3 separate regions of the Mus musculus genome follow, and regions 1 and 3 are each linked to region 2. A link is a loop called in an ENCODE intact Hi-C map of the cell type or tissue named here. Cell type or tissue: heart. All regions are shown on one strand. Region 1 overlaps Fam102a (family with sequence similarity 102, member A). Region 2 overlaps Ptges2 (prostaglandin E synthase 2). Region 3 holds the start of Dnm1 (dynamin 1).

Region 1 (8,000 bases), 160 kb after region 2:
GAGTCCTGTTCTCCAACTCAAAGTTCTGTTCTAACACACCTGGGCAGAGCAAATGTACTGAATATGGCCTCTGGAGCTCACAGTCTGGTTATAATTTATCATTGCAGGACCAACTTGTTCCCTCAGGTGCATGGTGCCAGCCAAGTGACCTTGGGTGGTCTGTCTTAGTCAGGGTTTCACTGCACAAACATCATGACCAAGAAGCAAGTTGGGGAGGAAAGGGTTTATTCAGCTTACATTTCCACATTGCTGTTCATCACTCAAAGAAGTCAGAACTGGAACTCAAGCAGGTCAGGAAGCAGGAGCTGATGCAGAGGCCATGGAGGGATGTTCTTTACTGGCTTGCTTCTCCTGGCTTGCTCAGCCTGCTCTCTTATAGAACCCAAGACTACCAGCCCAGAGATGGCACCACCCACAAGGGGCCTCTCCCCCCTTGATCACTAATTGAGAAAATGCCTTACAGCGGGGTCTCATGGAGGCATCTCCCCAACTGAAGCTCCTTTCTCTGTGATAACTCCAGCTTGTGTCAAGTTGACACCCAAAACCAGCCAGTACACTGGTCTGTCTGTCTGTCTGTCTGTCTATCTATGTTTTTCAAAGCAGGGTTTCTCTGTATAGTCCTGGTTGTCTTGTAACTCACTTTGTAGATCAGGCTGGCTTTGAACTCACAGACATCCACCTGCCTCTACCTCCAGAGTACTAGGATTCAAGGCGTGCGCCTCACTCCCCGGCTTCTTCCGCTTGACTACTCATTGTGTCCTCCACACAGGATACAGGCTTCACTGTGGGCAGGTATCTTAGTTAGGGTTTTACTGGTATGAACAGACACCATGACCAACTCAAGTCTTATAAAGGACAACATGTAATTGGGGCTGGCTTACAGATTCAGAGGTTCAGTTCATTATCATCGAGTGGGGAGCAGGGTAGCATCTAGGCAGGCATGGCACAGGAGGAGCTGAGAGTTCTGTATCTTCATCTGAAGGCTGTTAGTAGAAGACTTGCCTTCCAGGCAGCTAGGATGAGGGTCTTAAGCCTATGCCCATAGTGACACACCTACTCCAACAAGGCCATACCTCCTAATAGCGCCATTTCCTAGGCCAAGCATACACAGACCACCACAGCAGGTGACATGGGAAGGGACAGAGTTGGGACCAGAGCTCAGAGGCTGCCCTGAGTTGGTGTTAGCAGCTGGTAATGATGTCTACCTTCTACCCTTAGGTCACCATTGGCATGTTCCTGCTCTCTGGGGACCCCTGTTTCAAGACGTGAGTGTCATCCTGGCTATAAGTGGGAACGGGGGCTATGAGATAGTCTTTCTTTCTTCAGGTTCTGGGGTACCCCTGGCTCCGCTTGATTCTGAAATTGGAGCACCCCAGTCACATACCCCTCTGTCCTCCTAAGGCCACCGTCTACCGCCAAATCCATCTCCATCCCGGGCCAGGACTCCTCCCTGCAGCTGACGTGTAAAGGTGGTGGGACCAGCAGCGGTGGCAGCAGCAGCACCAATTCCCTAACTGGATCCCGGCCCCCCAAGACCCGGCCCACCATCCTGGGCTCAGGTACCATCTTCATCTGCTTATCTCTCCCCTGCCTATGACCACCTTCTCCCCTGAACATTCTGTCCCAGGAAAATGCTTATCAAGAGGTAGGTGCAGGCATGGTAGGCAAGATGTCTTCACTCACAAGACAGAGACAAAAGGATCTGTGAGTTCCAGGCCAGCCAGGGCTATCAGTGAGACCTTGTTTCAAAAAGAGGGTGATAGGGTGGTAGAAGGGGCAGCGTGCTTCTGCTGGTTCTGCCATTGATCGTGAGTGAATACCATGATAGCTTCAACCCCACATACCCTCCTAGAGCTACTCAGTACTGGGAGGTGGAGAAGCCCCAAGGTGAATAGTGAGCAGATAGCACATGTCTGGAGCTGGCCCTCCAGACCTGAGACCTAGGGTAGACCTAACTACCAGGGCTTGGCTTTTCCCTACGCCCAGCTTTCTTGCAGACCCAGCATCCAGGGGAGGTCCAGTGCAGAAAGCTGCTGTTGCTACCTGCCTTGACTTGCTGTGTATAGGCAGAGGGGCTTCCCGGCACCATTGTGCTCTCTGTCTTATGGAGGCTGGTGAGCAGAGGAGACAAGGTTATCTCAGCACAGGAGTTGCCCTTGAGTAAACAGTTCTGTTCTGGGCAGAGTAGTACTTGAAGACCCATGTGTCTTAGCAGCTGGTTCCCCTGCCTGCCACATGCACAAAACATGTTGAGAACCTGAGCTGGCTTAGCCCATGTGTATCATCCCAGAGTGGGAAGGTAGAGGCAAGAGGATCTGAAGTTCAATCTACATAGTAAATTCAAAGCTGGCCTGGACTACAGAGGACCCTATCTTAAAATAAAAAATGGGCATGGTGGTGCACATCTTTCATCCCAGACGTCAGAGGCAGGTGGATCTCTGAGTTAGAGGCAGCTTGGTCTTTATCATGAGTTTTAGGTCATTTGCCGAGTGAGACCCTATCTCAAAAGACCAAACAAAACCCTACATGGCTTTGGTTGGAATCCGGGCAGACCAGATTTCATCCAGTAGCCTGGTTGTTTATACACGCTCATCTCCAGTGGAGGAGGAAAGGGTGAGTCCGGTCCTCCCCTTCTGTGTTGGTTGGCAGGACTCGGATGTATGCATTCTAGGTCCATGCCTAGGCCCACCTAGTTCTCTTGTGTTTACAGCTGGGGAGCACAAGGGAAGTTTGCTTTGAAATGACCTGGAGCATCCTCCACCCAGACCTACCCTTTTCCCAGATTTGTCCCTGAACCCAAGCTCTTGTCAGTTTTAAGGCCTTTAGTATGCCATCCCACATGGAAGACCCTGTGCCTGCTGCCTGCGTCTCCCCTCCTTGGTGTCCTAACACGGCATTAGGTGGTCTGGGAAGAGCCTTCCCTGATCCACAGACTGACCAGGCCTTGCACGTGTGCTGCTTTAGCGTCACACCACTCACCATGATTGTAGATAACTGGCTAAAGGTCTGTGACAGATGTATTCCCAACAGCTGTGGAATGGGTTACCTGGGTACCGAGAGTAGCATGTGGCTTATAGCAGATTGCTGCTTCTCTAGCCCTTGGTCTTCAGTCTGCAGAATGGAGTCACAGTGCCCCATGGAAGGCTTGTTGAGGTTACAAGTGAGGTAGCACCTTAATGGAGCTTTGCGCCTCTCCCCAGGACTACCAGAGGAGCCAGACCAGAGCCTGTCCAGTCCTGAGGAGGTGTTCCACTCTGGCCACTCCCGCAACTCCAGCTATGCCAGCCAGCAGTCCAAGCTATCTGGTGAGTGGTCGGGACCTAACCCTGGGACCTCCCACAGCCCTGGGCCCCTGTGATCACCTCCCCAATATTGTCCACCCCCCAGGCTACAGTACAGAGCACTCTCGCTCCTCCAGCCTGTCTGACTTGACACACCGCAGAAATACATCCACCAGCAGCAGCGCCTCTGGTGGCCTCAGTATGGCTGTAGAGGGTCCTGAGGGCATGGAGAGGGAGCATCGGCCCTCTGAGAAGCCACCTCGGCCTCCTGAGAAGCCCCCACGCCCCCCACGCCCCTTGCATCTATCAGATCGCTCTTTTCGGTGAGTCTCATTGTTTGGGGCTGCCTGGTAAACAGTTATTCCAGTGCTCCCTTCAGTGCTCCCTTCAGTGCTCCCTGCAGTGCTCCCTCCAGCTCTTTGCATCTGCCCACACAGGGTTAGACAGAGTAGAGTCTCCATCTCAGCGTGCCAAATGATTATGCTGTAACCAAGGGCTGAGTGTAAAAGTGCTGCCGGGGGTGGGTCTGTGTGTAATGTGTATAGACACGACACACCTTGTCTGAGCACACAGGTAGTTTGGCTTCAGGGAGGCTCCTTAGCCCCTTAGTCCTAGTCTGTTGCTTGTCAGCACCCTCCCCTGAGATGAATGAGGTGAAAGGGTGGCTAAAGTGAAGTGCATAATGGGGTGTGCATAAAATGCTTTAGAGTTGTAGGTGCTGGGAGCATACTTGTCTTGCTGCTGAACTTGTCACTGTGCCGTCATAATTCTGTCCCTCTCCCCCAAGGCGAAAGAAAGACTCTGTGGAGAGCCACCCAACCTGGGTAGATGACACTCGAATTGATGCAGACGACATTGTGGAGAAGATAATGCAGAGCCAGGACTTCACTGATGGCAGCAACACTGAGGGTGAGCTGCTCACTCCAAGCCAGCTGGGGTAAGGGTGGCCTCCAGAGGCTGTCCCTGTCTGTCCCTCTTAGCCTCATCCTCCCTTTTGTCCCCACAGACAGTAACCTTCGGCTGTTCGTGAGCCGTGATGGCTCCACCACACTGAGCGGCATTCAGCTGGGCAACAGGTAGGGGCGGGGACAGGGAGGTGAGACAACCATGGGATCCCCAGCTTCAAACATTCTTGTTACCAGTGACCTTGGGCCCCACCACCTTCAGAGTCCTTTGCTAACTATGCCTTCCCATAGGCCTTTGTACAAAGTGATCTGCAGTATTTATGGTTCCCCAGGCCTTTGAGGCAGTGAGTGAGAGTAGTGTCCAGTGTGCAGGGGCGTCCTGGGGCGTTTCCTTGTGTTCCTGGGAGCTAGGAACATGTCTTTGGAACTTCTGCATCCAGAGCACAAAAACTTTGGAGTATGTCTTGTGCTGCTCTGCTGACCCCTGTTGGCTGAGACTAGAAATTACAACCACCCTCTCCCATCAGTCCTGGGCTGCCTAGGGTGGAAGAGCAAGAAACCACAGGAACCTCCTTAGGCCATTTGCAAAATGAGAAGCCAAGATTGGAGGAGGGAAACTAACCTGGAGGAGAATAGATGTGGCCCCTTCCCTTTCTCCTGCCTTCTTAATGAATCTTAGCAGTCCTCCAAACCTGTTTTCATTTGTCAGATGACACAGGGAACAGTTTCTCCTTGCCAGGGTCACTATGAGAGGACTGGTCCACCCAGGTGGGTACACAGCAGGTGTCCAGAGGGGACCAGGCACAGCTGTGGACCCCACCATCACCACCACCACTACCAACTCTGATGCTATTTCTGTCACCCTGAGCAAATGACTGAACACCTCTGGGGCCTCAGTTTCTGCCGGACTGTTAAAGACTGGCAGAGTAACTGCATGTGAAGCTCTCTGGCCAGGGGATTGCTCGGCAACTGCAATTTCTCAACTGCTCACCTTTCTCCACCCTGCAGAGTCTCCTCGGGAGTCTACGAGCCAGTCGTAATTGAGAGCCACTGAGGGACCCAGGAGTCCGGCTGAAGAAGGGTCCTGCCATCTCTGGCACCCAGGCCCGTGGCATTCCTGGAGGATCTGCTCTGCATTGCATCTGTGCCTCCTCTTACTCTAGCCACACTGGCCCCCAAAGCGTCATTCCATTTTCCTCCCATCCACCCTGGAACCACTGGTCCTGGGTGCCACTGTGAATATTGTCCTCCGAACCACTAGAAAATGGGGCAAGATGGAGCTGGCCAGGACTGCCCTGACTGGAGAGGACCTGGGCCCAGCAAAGGACACAGCCATTCCATGTTGGGTGCTTGTGGCCTGCCCCATCCCTCCATCCCCCACGACCCACTTCAGGAGCAGCAGCTTCAGCCAGGCTGACGGGGCACTTGCTCCATTGTCCCTGCCCTTCACGAGCTGGGCCACCCCAGAACCCTGCCACCTGTGACCCTCTGCTTACTGCTTCACTGTCTTTTCTCTATCCTGAGGAGACCTGCAGGCAGCTCTCTCCTGGGAGCTAAGACCTCAAACCCCACACTCTGGATTGAGACCCCACCTCCTTAACTGTCCTCCTGCTGCCCTGCAGCCTGCACTTTGCACATGCTTGTCCCCAGCACAGCCACCGGCCCTTGCCCTTCTCCAGACCTCCTGGGTGCTGTCTGCTGTGCAACCAGACCTAGGGTACAGTCGCCCGGCTGGAACGTGGCACTACCCCTTCCCTCTAATTAACCCCAAACTCAGACCCAAGACCGGAGCCTAGAAGGGCCTGAGCATCATGGTTCCATCTGCCCAGGGCTGGGTCCTGAGCAGCTGGCCTTCCTGCAGGAAAGGAAGGACGAGGCCCAGCCGTGCTGGGTAAGCAAAGGCCTTTTCCCCTGCTCTCATGTCAGCCGGCCTGGGCTGGGTTCCAGGCTAGAGAGTCAGCCAGGTGGCCTGTGACTGGGTGAACTGGAGCTGGCTTCCTGCCAGACGAGCCTCAGCCCTCCTGGGCAAGGGGTGTGCTTTCCCTGGGGAGTCTTCCCCCTACTACTCACCCTCTTGGTACCTCCCCAACCCCAGCACTTTCTGTCCTATAATTTGCTTAAGGAGAGTATAGGCTGCCAGCTCAGCCCTGGATAAATTCCCACCCCCTTAAGTTTCACTCACTTTGTATCAACCCAGCAGGCTGGTGTTTCCTTGGCCCCTTAAGGTGTTTTTCCTCCTGAGTTCACAGTTCTTGTATTCCTTCCACCCCAACAAGGGGAGATAGGTGCCTCTGTTCCCCATTCCACCTGCACCCCAGCAGGGCTGGGGATAGGCGAGTATGGGACATTGTTTCTGTGGGTGGGGATGGCTGGACTCCCCAGGTTGGGAAGGTCCTTGCCTAGTTTGTGTCTTCCTCAGCTAGCAAAAGTTGGGGCTGTGGTCTTAGAGCTGCCTGGTGTCAGGACCAGATCATTTCTATAGGTTCTGTAGCCGTTGTTTTAATCAGCAGATGAATGTTAGAAGATGCTGCCAAGGCAAGGCAGAACATGGCTAGAGAAGGTTCCGGCAGCTCAGATTCCATCCTGCCCAGCAGGTGCCTGGCACTTTAAGGGACTCTGGCAGCTCTGTTCCTAGGTGAGGTGACCACCAGAAGATGGACAGAGCCCTAGTGTGCTTGTCTACTACCTTCCCCAGTCAGCATTGTTTTGGTCTAGTTCTAAATTCCAGGGCTCCAAACCAAGCAGTTGGTACTGTCAGGAAGACTGCCCCAAACCAAGAGCCCCTGCCTAACTCAAGCCAAGGTCTGGGACTGGATGGCCACTCCAGTAGACGAGAGCTGCCACATCCTCTGCTTCCAGGCACTGGGCCAGGATAACTTAGCTGAAAACATGACCACAACCAAATGAACACTGGTGGCAGCCAGAGGCTAAGAGCCTTTCCTCCTGCGCTCAGTGATCCCCACGGGTGCCCAGAGCACCTGGACTTCAAATTCTATATACAAAGATAGAGGATATATTAGAGGTATTTTTGAAAAGGAATTGGTCTATGCAATGCCAGTTTGGGACCTGTAAGACAGTTTAATGTTTCTATTAGAGAGATATAAAAGATCTGCAATATTTTTAGGGTTCTTTTCTGGTTACCCTACAGCTGACCACGTGGTCTGGCAGGATGAGCAGGCCCATCTTCTTCTGTGGGGAGAATTTGCTTTTGTGTTATTCCTTTCTAACCAGGTTACCACTGCACCCCATTCCGTGGGCTGTTCATATCTGTCTCAGCTTATAATAGAAAATTATGTCATATGGGGAAATCAGCCTAGTGTCAATGTTTGGTTTGGGGGTGGAATTAAATGCCGATGTTTTTGTTACTGCTTTTTGTTGGTGTTTCTTTTCATTCTCATCACCGTGTTGACTTGGGGGCTGCTAACAGGAGTTAGCCATGTATGTGTAAGATGACATGCTGGGGAAAGTAGGTTAGTGTTCTCCAGTCTGACCCCAGTCATAATGCTCACCACAAACACACACATACATATTACATATATGTCCACACATGTTTGTATGAATATGAATGGGCACTTGACAAAGGTCGGAGAACACCTGTTACTCCTGAACCTCTTCTTGTTTGAGACGGTGTCTCACTCTGGTTTTGGGGAAAGAATAAAACGTTTTTATTTGGTATTTATAAGGTTTCCTTTAGCCATGAGGTTTAAGGAGACCTACTACTCCTCATGCCTCCAGAGTGTTGGGACTACAGAAATGCACCACCATGCCCAGCATCAATTCGGGGATCTTAAAGCCCCACTTTTGGTCCTAATCA
Region 2 (8,000 bases):
TCATCACTTATTACCCACCCATGAAGGCCATGAATGACCAGGGCAAGGAGGTGACCGAGTTTTGCAACAAGTACTGGCTCATGCTGGACGAGAAGGAGGCCCAGCAGATGTATGGCGGGAAGGAAGCCAGGACGTGAGTGGATCTGCGTCTGCATGGAGCTGCAATGAGGGGTGGGGTGGACCAGGCAGAGTCGGGTGCTCTGGGGCCAAAAGAACCTTTTACAAGGGCTGCATATCAAACACCTTGCATATTGGATGTTTATTACATATTCACAACAGTAGCAAAATTTCAGTTATGAAGTAGCAATGACATAACTGTATGGTTGGGGGCCCCACAACATGAGGCATTGTATTGAAGGGTCTCAGGGTTAGGAAGCCTGTGGAAGACTGAGTGTTGGGGCAGAGCTCTGGCCCTGGCTCAGGGACAGAGCAACACTCTCTGTGTCCTGCATCTGCAGGGAGGAGATGAAGTGGCGGCAGTGGGCGGATGACTGGCTGGTGCATCTCATCTCTCCCAACGTGTACCGAACACCCGCTGAGGCCTTGGCTTCCTTCGACTACATTGTCCGTGAGGGCAAGTTTGGGGCTGTGGAGGCTGCCATGGCCAAGTATGTGGGCGCGGCTGCCATGTACCTCATCAGCAAGCGCCTCAAAAGCAGGTGATGGCTCGTGCAGTGGTATGCATACACAGCAGAGGGCCCGTTCTCCCCAGGCCTGGCATGGCCTCTGGGTAGCGTCCATCAAACCCCTCAGGAGGGGAAAGGGAAACTGAGCCTAGAGAAGAGAAGCCAGGCCTGGGACCCAGCTCGGCTGATCAGTCCCTAGCCCAGGCTTTGGGGTCAGAGCCATGGCCTTACCCTGTGCCCTCTACTTCTGTCTCCTTGTCAGGGTCCCTTTTCATCTTGAGCCACACACTATCACTCGAGGGTCATTTACTCAGTGATGTAGGGACCGTCCCCTCACCTAGGGCCACCCCAGTCACCCTGTCTTTCTGCTTTATGCAGAGGAGGCTGTGCTCATGCGGGCCTGGGAAGGAGTCCCCTGACCCAACCGTTCTCTCTACCCAGGCACCACCTGCAGGATGATGTACGGGTAGACCTCTATGAAGCAGCCAACAAGTGGGTGACAGCCGTGGGTAAAGACCGGCCATTCATGGGGGGTCAGAAGCCTAACCTTGCTGACCTGGTACGTCTGATGGTGAAAGAGTGACCTGCCTTTGGGTAGGGACAGTGGGGAAGGGAAAGCCCGGGGAAGGCCCGCCTTTTGCAGCTCCCTGCTCCCCAAAGGAACTGTGTCTGTTTTCCGTGTGTGTGTGTGTGTGTGTGTGTGTGTGTGTGTGTGTGTGTGTGTGTGTGTGTGTGTGTGTGTGTGTGCATGCGTGTGTGTTGTCAGGGGAAAAGCAAAAGCAAACAGCTTCCATGGTTCTCATACCTGCAAGGCTCTTGAAGGAAGGTTCAGGCTGGGCAGGATCCAGGGGCCTAAGTTGGAGTGGCATGGCCTAGGCTTCCTGTCCAATGTCCTAGCTCAGTCGCTGCATGCATGGGCTCTAGGCCTTAACCTGCAAGTCTCACTGGCCTGGTGTTAGACCCTATCCCTGAGCAGTCTTGTAAGTTAGCCTTGGTCTGACCAAATGCCGAGATATCTCCTCTTCAAAATCCTACACAACTGGCAGCAGCCAGGCAGTGTGGATGCCTCATCTGAGGCCTTGGTGCCCCCACGGCCCCAGTGCAGTGACTGGTCCTTGATCCCTCCCTAGGCAGTGTATGGTGTGCTGCGAGTGATGGAGGGTCTGGAGGCCTTCGACGACCTGATGCGACACTCACACATCCAGCCTTGGTACCTGCGGATGGAGCGGGCCATTGAAGAAGCCCCCTCGGTGCATCATGTCAACCCTAGCTGCAAAGACTAGTTGCTAGGGACACAAGACCTGGACCAGCCCCTGGCTGTGCTCACAGAGGGCAGAGTCATTTTGTCTCTGGTCCACCTAGCCCCCAGTTCTCTGCTTCTGATACTGGACATTTCTAGGGCCCTTGACGCTGAGGACAAGGCCCAAACTTACAGCTGTTCTGTGGGTAAAGGGTCTGGGGTCTCAAAGGCCTACCCTTCAACCCCAGTTCAGAGGCCTGGTCCCCTAACAGGGACTCCTTTTCAACTCTGCTAGGGCCCAGTCCCTTGTTGACAGGGATCAGACTGGCTCCTGCCCTGGAGGAGGGGAAGGCAGTGTGTTAACAAAGCCCCGCCCACATGCCTCCAGGTTTCAGCTCTTCGAAGGTGCCCCTGGGACTATTGTATTTGTAATAAAGGAGAGGTCTGCCACCCCCTCTGGTCTGACAATGGTGCTGCTGGCGCTGCCACGGCAGGCTGTATTAGCCCTGGTGCCTCTGCCGTGGAGTTGGTGCCCACTGAACATCACCAGGATTTGGTGTTAGTCTGATTATGTTCCCCACTGACCATGGCGCTCTGGGCAGTGATGTTCCTGTCCAAGCCTCCATCTGTCAAATGGGTACATTGATAGTCCTGCCTCTGAGAAAGTTGTGGGGAAATTGGGTATGGGAGCACACGCTTGTAATCCCCACAACCTGAGGTGGGAGTAGGGGTTTAGTCTGGGGTTGCGGCATGAGACCCTGTCTCCCAAAGACAGAGTGGGTCTGCAGGCGCAGCTCAGTGGGTAGCATGCTGTCTCAGCACATATAAAGCCCTGGTTTCCACCCGGGCTGTCATTTATGCAGGGTGTGGTAATGCGCACTTAGTGATCCTGGCAGGAGGCAGGAAGATCAGAAGTTCTAAATCACCTTCATTCATATTGAGCTTGAGGCCAGCTTCAAAATACAAAACACCCAACGATGTCACCGTGGGATGAGGAGGTTGGGGGATGGGTACAGGTCAAGTCCACATTAGGACACCAGGCCCAACAAGGCCAGGTATATAAACCTCTGCTGTACAATTAGGGGCTGTGCCCCAGAGATACTGCTGAGGGTCCCTCAGGCAGCCTGTGGTCGACCCAGGTTGGGACAGTCCGTAGAATCTTGTTTTGTTTTTTTAATGTGTACGGGTTTTTGCTTGCATACGTGTCTGCACCATGTATATGCCTGGTGCCTGTGGAGTTGGAAGAAATCTTCAGATCCCCTAAGACTGGAGTTAAGATGGTTGTGAGCCAACAAACCTTCATCTCTCCATCCTTGCATTCTGTGGGTTGCAAAGCCATGGGGTGGTAGGGAGGGGCAGAGGAGCAAGATTGGGGTAGAGCATAGCCAAACCCCAAGCCTGCATGTCCCAGCACTTAGCCTGTACCCCCACCATTGCCCCCCGGAGGAGGTCATGTAGTCCAATGGCCGTGTTAAACTCCCTCTCCCCTTAAAAGGTCATGTCCAGCAGCACTTGAATTTCATTCTTATGCAGATGAGGTATCCTCAGAATTCACAGGTTGTGAGGTTGCAGTTGCAGGTGATCTGCTGCTACAGGTAGGGAAGCAGAGCCTGAACAGCAGCATCCCTGTTCCCAGCCTCCATGTCCCCTCTCAAGGCTCTGTCAACTGCTGTTCCCTGGTACCTCGAGGAGGCCGACTCACCCCTCAATCCCACTGTACCCAAGGAAGCAGCTGGTATACACATTGCCTTAGTAATGATTTCACTGCTGTGAACAGACACCATGACGGAGACAACTCTCATGAGGACAACATTTAATTGGAGCTGGCTTATAGGTACAGCACTGAGTCCATTATCATCAAGGCAGGAACATGGCAACCTCCAGGCAGGCGTGGAGCAGGAGGAACTGAGAGGAGACTCATCTGGGAGATGAAAGTCTTTCATCTTCATCTGAAAGCTGCTAGCAGAATACTGCCTTCCAGGCAGCTAGGATGAGGGTCTTAAAGGGCATGCCCACAGTGACACACCTACTCCAACAGGGCCACACCTGCTAATATACGAACCACCACACACATATTGTGGTGAGATGTCTCCTCACTAGGACACCATAGCCCATAGCCCGGGAAATCCCACTGCTGGTAGCCTGTGTTCTCCATGCTCCTGCACTGGATCAGTTGTGTCTCGCCTTGGCTCCCCCTTGAAGTCATCTGAGTTGTGTTTCGCCTTGGCTTCCCCTTGAGGTCATCTGATTTAGGAAGCAGGTAGGTTGTGTCTCAGGTATCAGACATACCCTCTCTCCTCATCTCCACAGACATGATGTTCGTGTTTTCTTCTGCCTCTGCATTCCACAGAGAGCAGAAGGGCTGGTGGAGCCAGGGGAATCAAACCTGAGTGTTTTCCCCAGAGGTTGCTGTAGGTGGAAGAAGACTGCACTGGCTGGCCGGTGATGAAAACCCCAAGGACCATGCTAGCCAGACTGGCTTCCTATGACTTTAATGGAGAAAGACTGAAGTGGCCACACTCACTAGGCCTAGCAAGCTTACCTTTCTTCTTTTAGCGTGCTTCCCACAGCCACCAGGAGGCACTAGAGAGCCTACAAAGCCTTCAGGAGATGGAAGGAACATGGTGCTGCCACCTTGTGGCCAATTTCAGGTTTGGTTAGGTGATCTTCATTGTCCAAATAGATGTCTGGGCTGATAGCTCCAGCATTTAAGCATTTGGAGATAAGTAGGAAAAATCACATTTCACAGGGGTCAGAACTGTCCCAGGGACCAGTGCCTGGTCTCTGTCATGTTCACTCTAAGTCTCCTGTGGTCTGCTTTTGAGAAAGCTCTCTGTAGCCCAGGCTGGGCTGGAACCTGCCATATAACCTGGGATGACCTCGAACTTGTACCTCCTCCAATCTCCTAAGCGTTGGGATTATAGATGTACATCATGTTGCCCATAGTCTTGGCTGAGCAGAGTTTGGGCCTCTGTCCTCTCTTGGTTGCGACCTTGGGCAAGCCTCATTCCTCCGGGGAACTGGCATCAGTGAGCATCTGTGGGGTTGGTGAGGTTGGGGTCCAGAGGTGTTTGGAAGATGCTGCAGGCTTGTGTATAATCAGTGACATCAGCTCTCTGCCTCAGAATAACATCCCTGTGTGTACTGGATGGTTTTGTGTGTCACTTAGGCACAAGCTGGAGTCATTGCAGAGAAAGGAGCCTCCCTTGAGGAAATGCCTCCATGAGATCTAGCTGTAAGGTATTTTCTCAATTAGTGACCAATATGGGAGGCCCAGCCCGTCGTGGGTGATGTCACCCCTGGGCTGGTGGACCTGAGTTCTATAAGAAAGCAGGTTGAGCAAGCCAGTAACATCCCTCCATGGCCTCTGCATCAGCTCCTGCTCCACATTCCCACTCCAGATTCTTGCTCCTTGAGTTCCTGTCCTGACTTCCTTTGGTGATGAACAGCAGTATGGAAGTGTAAGCCAAATAAACCCTTTCCTCCCCAACTTGCTTTTTGGTCATGGTGTTTTGTCACAGCAATAAAACCCTGACTAAGACATTATGTTTCTCAGCACTGAGTCAAGGACACCGGAAAATCCTGGAGAATCCTGAGAACGAGATACTTCCTTCATGGTAGAGAGAGAGAGAGAGAGAGAGAGAGAGAGAGAGAGAGAGAGAGAGAGCCCCCAGGGAGGGCTAAGGGATTTTTCCTGTTTTTGTCAAATTTCCACTTAAAAATATTTAGAAGATGCTTTCCTCTGGCGGCAGCCATCAGGTGAGCCAAGATGGGTGCATACAAATACATCCTGGAGCTATGGAGAAAGAAGCAGTCCTATGTGATGCGCTTTCTTCTGAGGGTCCGCTGCTGGCAATACCGCCAGTTGCACAGGGCTCCCCGCCCCACCCGGCCTGATAAAGCTCAAAGACTGGGGTACAAGGCTAAGCAAAGCTATGTCATTTACAGGATTCATGTCCGCCGTGGTGGTCGTAAACGCCCAGTTCCTAAGGGTGCAACTTATGGCAAGCCTGTCCACCATGGTGTTAACCAGCTGAAATTTGTCCGAAGCCTTCAGTCTGTTGCTGAGGAGAGCTGGGCGTCATTGTGGGGCTTTGAGAGTCCTGAATTCCTACTGGGTTGGTGAATATTCCACATATAAATTTTTTGAGGTTATCCTCATTGATCCGTTCCATAAAGCTATCAGAAGAAATCCTGACACCCAGTGGATCACCAAACCAGTCCACAAACACAGAGATGCGTGGGCTGACATCTGCTGGCCGAAAGAGCTGTGGCCTTGGAAAGGGCCACAAGTTCCACCACACTATTGGTGGTTCCCACCGTGCAGCCTGGAGAAGGCGCAATACTCTCCAGCTCCACCATTACCGCTAATACACATGATATTTGTAAAATTCATATCCAATAAACAATTTAGGACAGTCAAAAAATATTTAGAAGAACTATCTTAAAGTATTGAGCACATACATGTGCACGTGCTTGTGCGAGTGTGTGTGCGCATGCGTATGGAGGCAAGGAGCATCCGTTGCACACACACACACACCCAGGAGCTGGAGAGTGTCATTGTAAGCTCCCTGACATGGGTGCTGAAAACTGAACCTGGGTCTTCTGTAAGAGCAGTCTTGTGTTAACCACAGAGCCAACCAATTGTCTGGTTCTCCAGTGCGCCATGTTCCCTGGACATCACTTCTACTGTTTTTAACCCAATAGGAAGGGTTTCGGTGGGTGGGCATGCTTGGTGGTACCAGAGAATGAGTACCTTTCTGTTTGTCTTTTGAGACAAGATCTGGAACTCAGTGTGTAGCTCCGCTGGCCTCATACATACTTTGCTTTACAGCGTCCCGAGTGCTAGGGTTATTAGTGTGTGGTTACACGCTGTGGGATCCCTATGTAGGATCCCCTTTGAGCTGACTCAAAGCTCGTCATCCCCAGAACATGTTGCACTTGATGTCCTGAAGGGAATTTCTAGGTGGGATCAAACTGCTGACTTCGAGATGGAGAGATTTGTCTAGGCAGGCTCTAAAAGCAATCAAGAGAGGCAGGCAGAATGCCAGGTAGTGTGTCACAAAACTGTAAACCCAGAACACCAGGAAGTAAAACCCAGGAAGATCAGAAGTTCAAGGTCATCTTCTTCCTCTACAAGGTGAGTTTGAGGGCAGCCTGAGCTACATTAGAAATATAAAGCAAATAGACAGAGACAGGATCAGAGTCAGGCTGTATCTCTGTGTGGAAGCACAGTGGCTGGGGAGTCAGAAAGGGTCACAAGTCATAGAGCACAAAAGCTTCCAGAAGCTAGAAGACAAACCATACAGGAGGAGCCAGACCGGCTGACACATTTACTCTAGGCAGTGTTACTGACTTTGGACTTCAGGCCTCCAGAAACTGGCATGTTCAGAGTCACTGAGTTTGTGGTTCCTGGTAGGAGCAGCCCTGAGAGGCAAACAGAGATGCCCCCAGTAGAGGGTGGGTAGGAAAGAGAAATGAATGGGGGACTTGGCACGGAGAAAGAACGAGATCTCTTGTGTCTCCGTCTGTAAAGGTACAGGGAGGCAGATACCCACACTGGTGCCCTCTCCATCAGCCTCAGCAAGTGCTAGGAGAGAGAAAGCTCCCTCCAGGACCACAGGCTGGCCTCACAGTGACAGAAAATGGCAAGAACAGCCGGACGTGGTGGTGCACGCCTTTAATCCCAGCACTTGGGAGGCAGAGGCAGGCGGATATCTGAGTTCAAGGCCAGTCTGGTCTACAAAGTGAGTTCCAGGACAGCCAGGGATACACAGAAAAACCCTGTCTTGAAAAACTCCAAAAAAAGAGAGAGAGAGAGAGAGAGAGAGAGAGAAGAGAGAAAGAGAGAAAGAGAGAAAGAGAGAAAGAGAGAAAGAGAGAAAGAGAGAAAGAGAGAAAGAGAGAAAGAGAGAAAGAGAGAAAGAGAGAAAGAGAGAAAGAGAGAAAGAGAGAAAGAGAGAAAGAGAGAAAGAGAGAAAGAGAGAAAGAGAGAAAGAGAGAAAGAGAGAAAGAGAGAAAGAGAGAAAGAAAGAAAGAAAGAAAGAAAGAAAGAAAGAAAGAAAGAAAGAAAGAAAGAAAGAAAGAGGCAATATCTCATTTCACTGGGATGCTCTCCTGTCTGGTCCTGTGCT
Region 3 (8,000 bases), 52 kb before region 2:
CTGCCCCTTCAGACTGGTTCTCCCCACACCTGCATGGCTCCTTCTTCCTCCAGCTTCTCTGTCTTACCTAGTCTTAATCTAGGTCAGCCTTAATGTCACTTCCTCAGGGCGAGCCCAGGACATGTCCCTTCTCTCTGCCCATCCCAGGCTAGGGACTCCTTATCTCTGAATGTCTGTGAAATCCCCTCACTCTTTTCAGTCTCAGTCTCCAACTCTGAGAAATGGGCTCACTAGTGATCAGAAAGAGTATGGACTTAACAATGAGGGTGGGCAGCTTCCCACAGGAAAGTGAGGCCCATTGTAGAGAAGGACAATGGAGGCCAAGCCTGTGGAGTAGGGAGCAACCATTGACCTCTCCCTGGCTGGCTACTGGGCTCTGAGCAGGAGCTTGCCTACCACCTCTGCCCCACTGGATGGAAAAGACACATCCCTGCTACATCTGAGTTTACTCAACCCTCAACAAAGTCTCTCAGGGGCCATGACCTTACCCATTTTACAGATGTGAAAACGGTAGACAGCCAGGGAGAGAGGAAAACGCACAGGGGTTGTTGTGGTCACCTTGTTCCCATTCTTTCTCCCCCACCCCCTGGCTCGGGACAAAAGGTAAACGCTTACCTGCCCTGCTACCCTGGAGGAATGCTGGGAGAGAGGGTGTGCAGGTGGCCCCAGAGTGGAGCAGAGAGATAGCACTGAGGATACAAGGCATCTGCTCAGGAAATGCTGGAGAATCTTGGGGTCCACAGACACTTCTCCAGCTGCACTACACTGTATGATCTCATCCCTTCTCTCGGGACTGAATCCCATGTCTACACCAGCAGCTTCCAAATTTGTATCTCCCGTGGCCCTTCCCCCAGCTCACCACTGCCACCAGGAGCTGTCTAGGGCATCGTTGGCTCAATATGCTCAAGACTGAATCCCCACTGCCTTTAACTTATGCACACCACCCCACTGGCCCCTAAGGGCAGATCCTCAGGGTCTCCTGATCGCATGATGCCATCACCCCTGACCCTGAAGTCACCCTGGATTCCTGCTCAGCCCCTCCCACTCCCTCTCCTGTCTATCAGCCAGTGGGACCTGGCCCCACACAGATCTAAGCCCACATTCTCCGGCATCCCTGGAGGGGTGTCCTTAGACGTGGCTCTTGCCTCCTTCCTGTCTCCCATTTGTCAGAAGCATCTCAGGTCACCCTACCACTCCAAGGATCTTGAAAACAAACCAAATCCCTCGCCATGGCCTGAGGGCTCACAGATGGAGGTCCTGTCTACACCTGTCCCACCGTTCCTGCCTAAACCTTGTGGTGCCTGTTTGTATCTCAAACTGACCCTTTCCTGCCCCAGGCCCTTTGAACTGCTGTTCACTGGCCTGGGATTATTTTCTCCCAGCTTCTCACATAGCTTGGCCCTGCTTGGTTTTCCTGGGTGCAACCTTCCTCTAAGACCTTCTGAGCCCTCCGTGTGAAAGGCAGCCCAACTCCTGGGAGACAGAGTGCAGCTTACAGGTGTCTCGGTTTCTCTCTCTAGAATGCACAGCTTCACCAAAGACTCTCTAGTGTGACCGCTGTGGACCTTCCAAGAATGACAGCTAAATGACTGAGTGAGCTGGCCTCTGTAAAGGGAAGGGAAAGGAACAGCAGAGACTCAGACAAGACCTAGCAGGGTCCCGGACAGCTGCTGGGTCACCTCCATTGCAGAGCTGACACGAGGTCCTCCTGGATGCCTGGGAGCCTGCCTGGCCTGAATTGGCTTGTTTCCTCTAGGGAGTTTCCCACTTCCTCTCCGTGGGGGTTTGGCGCTCTGAAAGGCCCAGGAGAAAGAGCTGTTGTTACCATGTTCACGAGTCTGGGGACCCAGAGCTAGGCAGAGAGGTAGGGAATCTGTGAGGTCGGTCACGGGTGGGGCTGGCTGGAGCCTGACCCCACCCCTAGCCTCAGTACTGCTGCTGCTCATTTTGTGGCTTCTTCACTAGCTTTTAAGGGCTAACAAGCCTGCCCGCTTGCTCCTCCTCCGTCCCAGACCTGCATCTGGGCATCTTCCACGCCCTCCTGGCTGGAGCAGCGGCCTCTCGACAGGTCAACAGTTGTGGCTATCACCTGCTGTGGTCTGGGCTGGGTACTGCACTGGGCAAAACGTCATGGACAGGTTCCCAGTCTCTAGACTCTCAAAGCGTCTCTCTTCCATGGATTTAGCAAATGGCTTTTGTACTGGTTTAGGAGGTCCGGGTAAGCTTCCAGGGGTCCCCATTCTACAAATGGGAAATCAGATGTCTACACTCCAATCAGTCCCCATGACCAATGCAGGATCAAGATGGAGTCTGACAGGTGTCACTCTTTGGGAATATGTGACCTTGAGAAAAGCATCTAATTTCAGTTGCCCGTCTATAGGGTGGACACCACTGTGTTTGCATCACAGGGGCTACAGCAAAGCAGGGAAGGGCTCCAGTTTGCACCCCCTAACTAGAGCACACAGTCTGGCTTAGAACAGCAAATGCTCAGAGCATGGGAGATGGGGCTGTGGTATGCACACTGTAAAGTGCACGACACCCCTCCACGGCCCTGTCTTCAGGGCGCTGGACATTCCTCCATCCCCAACAGCCCTGACTGCTGGACCCCCGGGAAGGGGCTCATCTATATGGTTTCTTGCCTGTATCTGCAGCTCTGGGGTCACATGATCCAGAGACAGCTGCTCCTCTCTGCTGACAAGACAGACAGAGCTACTTCCACTGTGGCACGTCTACATCTCACCACTACATGGTTCTCACTCAGGCCCCCTTCCTCCCGCCACCCCACCCCCACCCCGGGGTGGGTTCACAGTGGCTTCCCAGGACGTGTAAGTGGTGGCATCAACCCTCCAGTCTGTCCATACTACACTGAGGTTTGGTAAAGGCAAGTGACTTGCCCAAGGTTTTCCAGCAGCACCTGGCTTAGACCCAGCTGTCACCCCACAGAATGCTTGTTCCTCTCTGGAAGGAGGGGCCGCCGCCGCCTCCCTCTCCCTCACGCCTGTCATTTCCTTAGCCATGAAGGTCATTGCAAGAAAGCAAGACTTTCTAGAAAGATGAGAGCTTGCACCTAGCGGGTGAGGGGTCAAGGTTAGCACTGGTGCATCCTCTCTGGTCCTGGCAGTCCCCTTCCCAGAGTGCACCTGAGCTTAGAATGAGCTGCTCTTTCTAAGAACCAGAAATGCCACTTCTGTCTTCCCTAGCTCCAAAGGAGCCTAGGGAGGTGGTGCGGAGGGGGGTCACGACCCTGCTTGCCCCCTCTAAGTCCAAGACCCTTTGTCTCTAAGGCTCTCCTCCACTCTGCCACCTGGCCTTCCCAGAGCCTTGTGGGATCAGAGGCCAGAGGAGGATTAGGTTCTGCAATGGCTCACCACCCCCCTCCTCGCCATCCTGCCTCCTGGACTTAGTCATCTCTGCCCTCTGCCGCCTTTTCTCTCCATCACAACCCTTCTGCCAGGCCAGGGGAGGAGGACGCTGACAAGCAGCCCCTTCCCAAGGGGTGCAGCGAAGGCAGGCTGCTCCGTAGAGGCTCACAGGCCGCTTCTCCTCCCGCTGCCATCCCCCCCCTTCCTTTCCTCGCACCGCAGCCCGCGCCTCCCCCTCTGCCTCTCTGCGCACGGATGGCGGCGGGAGCCGCAGAGGTGTGTGTGTGTGTGTGTGTGTGTGTGTGTGTGTGTGTGTGTGTGTGTGTGTGCGCGCGCGCGCGCGCGCGCCTGTGCGTGTGCGGGGTGGGGGGGTTGTGCCTGGTCTCCGATGCCTATGGGGCTGTGTCCTTTTCTAGGGACTGGGGGAGGGGGCTGTCCCCTGTCACGACCAGGAATTCCCATGGGGTCAGAGCGGGTTCCAAGGAGCCCAGGAAGGGGATATTGCCCTCTGGGTGCTCTCAGCTCCCAGTGAGGCGCTGAGTAATGTGGGCCCCCTCGGTGAGGGTATTGGCGATCAAGGACAGCTCTCTGCCGAGGTCGCTCTACAGACGATGGGGTGAACGAGGGGGCGTGAGTGGGGGGACTCCACTGATATCCGCGGGCTGGCGGGGGCGCTGCGGACCCCAGGACTCAAGCGGGGGGCGGGGGCGCTCGGTCCGCTAGAGCAGCGCCCAGACCGTCGGATCCCGGGGTGGGGACCCGGGGCACCGTGATGCGGGTGTCCGCGCCGCTCCTACCTGCCCACGAAATTCTCCAGCACCGAGCTCTTGCCGGCGCTCTGGCCGCCTACCACGGCGATCTGCGGCAGGTCGAGGTCCGCGTTCTGGCCGATGGCGGAGAAGGCGTCCTGTAACCGGTTAACCAGCGGGATGAGGTCTTCCATGCCGCGGTTGCCCATGGTTGCGGCGGGCCCGGCGGGCTGCGATCCGGCCGCCGCTCCTGCTCTGGCTCTTGGCCCCCGGCTTCGCGGCTGCAGCCGAATATCCCGACTGCGTGCGCCGCGGGTCCCCCGCCCCTCGGGGATCCGAGCGGAGCGCTTCTCCAGGCCGCCGCTAGATGGCGCGCGGGGATTCGCGGACTGGTCACTATGCGCAGACGCAACGCGGGGCGCCATGGGTGTTGTCGTTTTCTTCTTCTGCGGCTTTCGGGAGACTTACCTGTGTTTCTGGGATACGGATGCTGCACCGAAGATAATACTTTTGGTGATGGCTAGGGGTGCTAACTCTAGAAATGGGCTAGTATGTGGTGGTCATGATTACTTCATTTCAGCAGTTATTCCCAGTGGAGAAACTGAGGCCTTAGAGGGAAGATCTGGCACCCACAGGCTGCTGCAGTCAGCTGACCAAAGTCAACCCTAGTCCACTTAGCCTTTCTAGTCTAGGTTCTGACACTAATCAAAAATCTGCAGCATATTCCTTCCTATCCTGGGGCCTCAGTGTTTCTGGTTCTAGGAGGAAGAAAGAAAAACCATTGATTCAACAAATTACCAGGAGCCCATGATAAGCTAGACCCCTTCCTAAGTTTACAGACACAAAACTCGGCAGAACAGCTAGGGACTTTACACTCAGAGATCTTACAGGTGGTGGGATAGACGGGACACAGAAGAGCGTTTGTACTAGAAGAAACAGAGAAAACCAACAGGGCTTGGAAAGTCACATTAGCCAGAAGGGGGCAAAGGTTTTCCAAAGAAATTACCTTTGAAAGGGAACCTAACTGATAAGAAGGGGCCCGACACCCTGATGGAGTGGACAGGAAGTGCAAAGGCCCCAATACCTAGGAAGTGCTGCCGAGGAGAGGCAAAAGTTCTTGTCTTGAACTCTAAGGCTCCAAGAGGATGAGCGCCAGGCCCAGAGTGGCAAATAGTGCTATTCAAACCAGGGGTTCTTGCAGCCATACTTGCCTGTCCTTTTCACACAGACAGATAGTTGGATCTAGGTTCGGCTACTCACTTTTGCATCAAGAAGGACCTAGTTAGGACTCCTGACAAAGAAGCCAAGAAAGAGAGGGTTATCGGGTCACTTCTATGTTCTGAGACTAGGGAAGTGCCCTAGGCATTAGAGACTATCCATTTTTTTCACCCACTGAATGTGTGGTTGCTGAGCAGGCTAGCTCCCGCTAGACCCCAGAGACAAGGCAGTGACAAGCCACCTACAAGTGGCTCAAAGTCAAGTGGAAAAGGGAGGGGTCATATGCCAATAAATATGACTCTTTCCGGGGGTGATGAGTGGAGAGCAGGGCTGGGGCAGGGCTTGTGTTGTTAACTCATACAGGATAATAATGCTGGAACAGAGACTAGAAGTGTGTGGACCATGAGCCCAGTGAGAAGGGATTTCCAGTTAGGGGAGAACCACCCAGACCTTACCTCTGGGTCATTTCTGGGTCATAGCTATCTAATCTGTAGAGTTGGCACAATGACAAAATAGAATGTCTGTGTGAGGCCCAGCCCAGACCTGGTGTGCATTGACCCTCATTAACAACCATGCCAACCACATCAGAAATCCAGGAGCTGAAACACCAGCCCCAATACCCCTCATCCAGAGCCGCTATTCTCAGCCAGCCTAGAGAGGACAGGGATGTGAGCCAAGGTGACCAGCACCATCAAGTTAGGCTGGGCATACAGTTTGAAGATGTCTGTCTGGACCATTGCAACTGAGCTTTTGTTATTCTTCTTTATCCTTCTGAGGGGAAAGTGTGACTCTAGTGCTCCACTGCTACAAATAGTGCAGTTGAGTTTCCCCACATTTGGGGACCTCACAGGGTCAGCACACCTTGGGAAAACCACTTTCTAGATCATGACGTCTCTCCTGCCAGCTAAGTATTATGATTTCACCCCTTAAACACAGTGGTAAAACTTACTGTTAAAACCACACTCTCGGGCTGGTGAGATGGCTCAGTGGTTAAGAGCACTGACTGCTCTTCCAAAGGTCATGAGTTCAAATCCCAGCAACCACATGGTGGCTCACAACCATCCGTAAGGAGATCTGACTCTCTCTTCTGGAGTGTCTGAAGTCAGCTACAGTGTACTTACATATAATTAAAAAAAGAAAGAAAGGGGGCTGGTGAGATGGCTCAGTGGGTAAGAGCACCCGACTGCTCTTCCGAAGGTCCGGAGTTCAAATCCCAGCAACCACATGGTGGCTCACAACCATCCGTAATGAGATCTGGCGCCCTCTTCTGGAGTGTCTGAAGACAGCTACAGTGTACTTACATATAATAAATAAATAAATCTAAAAAAAAAAATAAAAAAAAAAAAAAGAAAGAAAGAAAGAAAGAAAGAAAGAAAGAAAGAAAGAAAGAAAGAAAGAGAGAAAGAAAGAAAGAACACTCTCACTGAGCGTGGTGGTGCACACCTTTAATCCCAGCACTCGGGAGGCAGAGGCAAGTGGATTTCTGAGTTCAAAGCCAGCCTGGTCTTCAAAGTGAGTTCCAGGACAGCCAGAGCTATACAGAGAAACCCTGTCTCCAAAAAAAAAAAAACCACACTCTCCAGAAGTATTTGAAAGCCTCAGGGCTATCTTCCCATCTTTGGGTCAGTGTTAGAGCTGAGAGTTCATTCTGTAGCCTACCTTTTATCTTTACAAAATGAGATTGTGCTAGCTGCCCTGTGATACTTAATCCTGGAGCCACTGGGACATGGTGGGAAGTTGGTCAGAAATCCGGGCCTCACCCAGGACATTGTGTGTCACAACTTGAGTGTAACAGGGACCAAGTTCTCTAGATATTGCTGGGCACACTGAAGTTGGGGTGTGGAAGAGGGTGATGCTGTGGGCAGAGGATATTGCACACAGGTGTCAATTGATAAGCAAACGCACCTGACATACCCTTTGACCCCCTATTCGAGAAATAGTTTTGTCAAGGCTGAAAGAGGGCTTCTACAGAGAGAGTCCAAGTGCAGAGATGCTGAGTGTTCTGAGGGCCAATACATCCTTCAAATGAGAGCTCCCAAAGTGGCTTTGGCCCTCTGCTTTGAACCCTGGGAAGGGTGGATGCTACGCTGAGCTCCAGACGTTTGGCCACCACGGAGCCCAGTTATTAATAGGAGCATAGCCTAAGCCGTTCCTCCCAGCCAGTGACTGCCCTGGGCGCTTCCTCTGGCTCCATCTCAGAACTTAATAGCTTGCTATGACAGGTGAGGAGAATGAGGCACAGAGCGGCTGCCGAGTAATGTGTCCAAGGTCACAAAGCCAAGAAGTGACAGAGTCAAGCTGCCAGTGGAGGCTGGTGTGACTACTGACAGCATCGTCTGTACTGAGAGTCTATGTATTTTCGTGTGTTGGTGTGTGAGTGTGTGCACGTGTGCATGGATGTGTGGGCAGAGGGTGAAAGAGAAAGTCGATGGTGTCCTTGGCTGCCATCTACCTTGGTTTTTGATATGGGGTCCCTCATTGGCCTGGGGCTCCTCTTGTAGGTACAGCAACTGACCACCTGCCCTGGGGTCTTGCTCTTTCTGCTTCCTCTGCACTGAAATTACAAGCATGGGCTCCATCCTGGGCTTTTTAAATATGTCCTGGGGGTTCCAACTCTGGTCTTTATCCTTACAAGGTCAACCCTTTACCAAGTGAGCTATCTTCCTAGCTA

Evidence for each region. Peaks named below come from ENCODE experiments on the same cell type or tissue, not always from the same donor. Only the 100,000 strongest peaks of a DNase experiment are listed, where the experiment ranks them.
Region 1: a loop joins it to region 2, with 4 times the contacts of the local background. A loop is called at or near these places in 28 of 42 quality-filtered maps.
Region 3: it touches region 2 in a loop (5-fold over the local background); 8 of 42 quality-filtered maps call a loop at or near these places.

Annotation. Positions count from the first base shown.
Region 1 is chr2:32,562,201-32,570,200 of GRCm38, forward strand. It overlaps Fam102a (family with sequence similarity 102, member A), which reads left to right. Exons shown (of 11, transcript NM_153560.4): 5 at 1,219-1,265; 6 at 1,402-1,559; 7 at 3,201-3,305; 8 at 3,388-3,604; 9 at 4,069-4,190; 10 at 4,288-4,357; 11 at 5,195-7,550. The coding sequence ends at 5,240. Among named protein-coding and RNA genes, the nearest start is that of Dpm2, 4.7 kb to the right of the region's middle. In heart, a CTCF peak has its summit at 4,685 (motif pointing left); DNase peaks (open chromatin) are centred at 4,383, 4,653, 4,951, 6,141 and 1 weaker place; H3K27ac peaks cover 480 bases.
Region 2 is chr2:32,400,420-32,408,419 of GRCm38, forward strand. It overlaps Ptges2 (prostaglandin E synthase 2), which reads left to right. Exons shown (of 7, transcript NM_133783.2): 4 at 1-133; 5 at 459-659; 6 at 1,068-1,185; 7 at 1,757-2,321. The coding sequence ends at 1,909. It also overlaps the pseudogene Gm13413. Among named protein-coding and RNA genes, the nearest start is that of Ptges2, 8.5 kb to the left of the region's middle. In heart, a CTCF peak has its summit at 4,469 (motif pointing left); DNase peaks (open chromatin) are centred at 4,211 and 4,492; H3K27ac peaks cover 5 bases.
Region 3 is chr2:32,348,890-32,356,889 of GRCm38, forward strand. Dnm1 (dynamin 1) reads right to left here and starts at 4,440. Exons shown (of 23, transcript NM_001301737.1): 1 at 4,160-4,440. The coding sequence starts at 4,320. Gm39787 (a long non-coding RNA gene) reads left to right here and starts at 6,870. Exons shown (of 2, transcript XR_866125.1): 1 at 6,870-8,000. It also overlaps the pseudogene Gm52590. In heart, a CTCF peak has its summit at 6,633 (motif pointing left); DNase peaks (open chromatin) are centred at 1,765, 3,552, 3,962, 4,462 and 5 weaker places; H3K4me3 peaks cover 2,205 bases; H3K27ac peaks cover 3,154 bases; H3K27me3 peaks cover 3,716 bases.